Linked DNA regions of Homo sapiens: region 2 is linked to region 1. A link is an interaction called in ENCODE POLR2A ChIA-PET data of the cell type or tissue named here. Cell type or tissue: A673. All regions are shown on one strand.

Region 1 (2,500 bases):
ATATCTATACAATGGAATATTTTCAGCCCTAAGAAGGAATGAAGTTCTGATACATACTGAAATACGGATAAATCTTGAAAACATTATGCTAAATGAACAAAATCAGTCACAAAAGACCATATGTTGTATGATTCTATTTATATGAAATATCCAGAATAGGCAAGTCCATAGAGACACCAAATAGATGAGAGGTTGCTGATGAGGTGGGACAGGGAGGGGGATGGATATGACAGCCAATAGACACAGGGATTCTTTCAAGGGGGACAAAAATGTCCTGACATTATGGTGATGGTTGTACAACCCTGTGACTATACTAGCAAGCACTGAATTGTGCACTTTGAATGGCTGGATTTTATGGTATATAAATTTTATCTCAATAAAGCTGTTAAAAATGTTATTTGGAATGAAAATCAGCATGAATATTTATCAATAAAAAGCTAAATTTAAGGCATTTAAATTGCACAATAGATCACCAGATGTTTTCAATTTAAATTCAACTAATTTTTAATCTGTTCCTAATAGTTGCATGCATATATTTACCTGTGTTCATTCCAAAAGTGGGGAAAGGGGGAATCACTGGTTTTAATCCTTCCCTATCCTGTGGTAATTTTTTCATAGCTAAAAATGGATAAATTTCAAGGAATATATTTTATTTTTTACCACCAATTTTCTTCCCTGTTCCCATGTATGACAAATTATAAAATTCTTGTATTCTAAACTTTCATACGGAAAACTTAAATATGATGTAGGGAAATATTATTTATTTATTCTTCTTCTTATCCTCTTTGACCCAAGTTAATACAAACTTTTCTTCTCTATGTCCACCATACAAAGATTCTGTGTTTTGTGTTTTGCTTAAACTACTTTTAAGCCAAGGCTGAGTCTCCAAGTCTATGCCATCTAGTGGCAAGATTGAAGAAATTCTGGTTTCTTTACTAGCTTTAAATGTACAAATGTTGGCAGATGTCCAAGAAATGTTAAGAACCATCAGCAAATTAGTGACTAATCTTTATGTTTACTCTTTAATTCAAAGCAGTGAACTATGTGTTTACATAAAGTTTTTATGACTTTATCAATCTTGTATTTTTTTCAATTTGGCTGCCTGAAATTTAAAACCTAGGAATTCAAGACTTACTAATTTATTGCTAGTTTCTAACCACTTACAATTGAAGCAGGCGAGATTTTACAAAATATTTCTGGGTGCAGTGTAAACAGAAGATAATTGAATAATTTATTATTTTTTTCCAGTAATATTAACTACGTTCAATCTTAAATTCTGATATGTATGTATATCAAATATTGGTTATATTCACTGCTTTAAATTAAACTTTGAGTATAATTTTCCACATTTATATAATGATAGATCTGCATACCATGGGTTTATTTTTATGACTGATGAAATTATGTCTGTCACATTCAAAGCCAAAAATAGTCTGTCCCATTCCTTCCTTAGAATATGTAAAATCCAATATTAGTAATGTCTTTATCTACTGACATTGTAATGAAGCCATTTTTACGCTGTTTTGTAATAAGCATATTGCGTTACTCAGAATATGTCATGCTTACTTCAGAGTGATCTACTTTGATCAAATTGTCAGCATAGAAGTTGCTTTGGGTCAGCTGGTTTTATTCAGCGACAGAAAAATACTATTTTAAAAAATAAAAGTGGAACGTACCCAAGGTAAGTTTAAAGGTGAAATAAAGTACAATTATTTAAAATAGAAATGAGGTGATTTGATTGTGGACTCAGCTCACTTCTGAGTAAATGTTAACTTACTTTCAAAAAAGTTATGTCAGACATGTAGGCAACATGTTCAGTAATATCTTGGATAGGGATTTAAATAAACGCAGCTTCTGGATACTCAGCTGCAGCATTTACATTCAAATGAACCAAAATCTTATTACTGAGGATGAATTTAGAGAGGATAAGCTTAAACCTTAATCCTCAATAAATCATGCTGTTTGGAACGGACACTGGCAAACTATGAATCTTTCCATCACTTTAGAAAATAGATTAGCATATGTGCGCGTTTGTAAATTATTAATGTGTTCATTCTTAACAGGGCTGCACAGGGGTGAAGATGGGGAGGACAGTGAAAACAGCATGTTTAATGCATCATCTTCTTGTCTAAATGCCATTGATTAAGGGCTGCCATGTTTAATTATTGCTAATATTCTCCACAATCCTAAAATTATAGACTGCTAGGTGAGAACCTAAAGAAGGGAACTTAAAGAAGTCATCAAATCTGTCCCTGATATTTGTGGGTCCAGTAGCATTCTGGAGGTAAGAACCTCTTTGTTTTGTTAGGAAACCTCAACTCATGGCTACACAAACTAGCCTGGTGACTGCCATAGCAAACCCTTTGTCCATACCAAGACAATGTTCCTATTTTCACTTTTCTCTCATTTGTGTACATATTAGCTTATTCTTTGGATGTGATTAATCATCATCTCCCCAGTTTTGATAAATTTCCAGTGGAAGTTTCCTGGACATCCACAC
Region 2 (2,500 bases), 170 kb before region 1:
TACATGTGGCAGGGTAACCAGTTTGAACAATAATTTAAATAAAAGTGATGAAGGCTAAACTAAGGCAGTGGCAAAGAAGAAGAGAAGCATCCATCAGCCACTAAGAAGGTTAAATGTTTTAAAACTTGGCAATTCTGTAGATATGGGGTATAAATAAGAAAGCAGAGTCAAGAACACTTTCTAAGTTTCTCACTAGGCAGATGATGCCATTCCAGTAGATGTGGAATCCAGAGAAGTAATCAGGGGACAGATGCACTGTCTGAAAACACTAGATTTGAAGCACCCATGAGACATCTCCATGAAGATGCTAAGTAAGCCTCTAGGTGTATAAGTCTAGAGCACAGCACAGAGGACAAGCTAGAGATATATATTAATATTTGAGAGCTACCAATGGTAAAGATGGATATGGAATGATGCTGTCCAAGAAGAATGTACAGAGTGAGAAGAGCAGAAGACAGAGGCTAAAACACAAGAACAGCTTTCATAAAGGGGCAAGGAAAGAAAAGAAACCCATATAGGAAGCAGAAAAAAAGCCAAGATGGAAAAAAACCAGGAGAGGTGGATCCCACAAAAATGGAGAAAGGAAAATATTTCAAGAAGGAGTTTTCAGTAGTCTTAAATGTCTTAATATTCAAATAAAAGCAAAGAGATCACTGGATTTGGCAAGCTTCAGTGGAGTGGTGCAGACAGAAACCAAAAAAGTGAAAAAAAGGGGGGAGTAATAAAGTGACTGTTCTTTCAAAAGGTTCAACCCTACCCCCCAACACTCTCAGAAAAAGGGGAAAGGGGGACAAGTACAGAATAAGAGATCAACAGAAATATTTATTATTATTATTAAGATGGAAGAAATGGGAATAACTTTATCTATTAAAGGATTAATTACTGAAAGAGTAAGAGTTTAAAGATACTGATGAGAAGGTATGAGTTCCAAAACAGAGAGGGTAATTATTCTTGAACAGATTATAAATCTTTCACTGAACTAAAAGGAAAACATAGGTTAATTAATGTTGGTAGGTAGAAAGAAATGTCTTGAACTTCAAAGATAAAGTAGAAAGCAAAAGCAAAGCTAACTGTGAGAAATGAAGGGAGCAGTGAAAACCTGATGTTTGAGGAAAGGTGAAACTTTGGGAGAGTGTCTAAGGGAATAGATAGGAAGCTAACTAAAGATAACTAGATAGGGACCCTGTGGACCTACAGTGCTGCTGATTCTGCATGTCTGTGTGATCTTTTTTGGAAGAGATCAAAGGCTAGGTATAAAAACAGTAATATAGATTTGCAAGATGACTAGGATAGAAAAACAAAGAGTAATACATGAAAGACAAAAGTAATCCATGAAGTCTGAGACTTGAGTCAGGAAGGGAGTAAAACCATGAACGGGAGGGAGACTTAAGAAAATGTAGCAGGAATTAGCCAGGTGCGGTGGCTCACGCCTGTAATCCCAGCACTTTAGGAGGCCGAGGCGGGCGGATCACAAGGTCAGGAGATCGAGACCAGCCTGGCTAACATGGTGAAACCCCGTCTCTACTAAAAAATACAAAAAATTAGCTGGGCGTGGTGGCGGGCGCCTGTAGTCCCAGCTACTCAGGAGGCTGAGGCAGGAGAATGGTGTGAACTCGGGAGGCGGAGCTTGCAGCGAGCCGAGATCGTGCCACTGCACTCCAGCCTGGGCGGCAGAGCGAGACTCCGTCTCAAAAAAAAAAAAAAAAAAAAAAAAGTAGCAGGAATCATAAATGAGTCTAAAAAGCAGATGAGAAGGGAGTGAGAGAAAAAGAAGGATAAGACATCACAGTAACAGAATGGAACGTTGGCTGAAATTTCAGGACTACAGTGTAGCCGTGGGTATGAGTTCAACATGGAGTGGAATGAAGGGACACTGGAGTTGAGAAAGGCATGGTGATGCATAATGAATTATCTAAAGGGTTGACTCATCAAATTACCAAAAATGATTCCAGATCTAAGTACGTTAAGACCCAAGAGGAGAATCTTTTCCCAAACATAATCATGTTACAAACATTTGTCAATGTCTTTCTTTTTTTTGAGACGGAGTCTCACTCTGTCTCCCAGCCTGGAGTGCAGTGGCATGATCGCGGCTCACTGCAAGCTCCGCCTCCCAGGTTCACGCCATTCTCCTGCCTCAGCCTCCCGAGTAGCTGGGACTACAGGTGCCCACCACCACGCCTGGCTAATTTTTTTGTATTTTTAGTAGAGACGGGGTTTCACCGTGTTAGCCAGGATGGTCTCGATCTCCTGACCTCGTGATCCGCCCGCCTCAGGCTCCCAAAGTGCTGGGATTACAGGCGTGAGCCACCACGCCCGGCCGTGTCAATGTCTTTTATTCTCCTGGGATAACCAGGAGGTCATTATATTAAAGAATAATAGATGGTAGCACAGCTTGGATGATACAAGCCTCAAATAAAGTGGTTTTATATAACAGTGGAGGAGTAATGATTGCAATTAGAAATGGAAAGCAAGAGGGCTATTTTCCTTACTTTAGGTGGTA

Evidence for each region. Peaks named below come from ENCODE experiments on the same cell type or tissue, not always from the same donor. Only the 100,000 strongest peaks of a DNase experiment are listed, where the experiment ranks them.
Region 2: POLR2A ChIA-PET joins it to region 1 with 14 read pairs; 2 of 35 experiments call an interaction of 5 or more read pairs at or near these places.

The regions. Positions count from the first base shown.
Region 1 is chr6:70,370,108-70,372,607 of GRCh38, reverse strand. The region is part of intron 1 of LOC105377848 (a long non-coding RNA gene); the gene reads left to right. Among named protein-coding and RNA genes, the nearest start is that of LINC01610, 23 kb to the left of the region's middle. In A673, a CTCF peak has its summit at 889 (motif pointing left); DNase peaks (open chromatin) are centred at 947 and 1,927; H3K4me3 peaks cover 694 bases.
Region 2 is chr6:70,539,533-70,542,032 of GRCh38, reverse strand. The region is part of intron 20 of FAM135A (family with sequence similarity 135 member A); the gene reads right to left. Among named protein-coding and RNA genes, the nearest start is that of SDHAF4, 26 kb to the left of the region's middle. In A673, no CTCF peak of the experiment used is centred here; no DNase peak of the experiment used is centred here.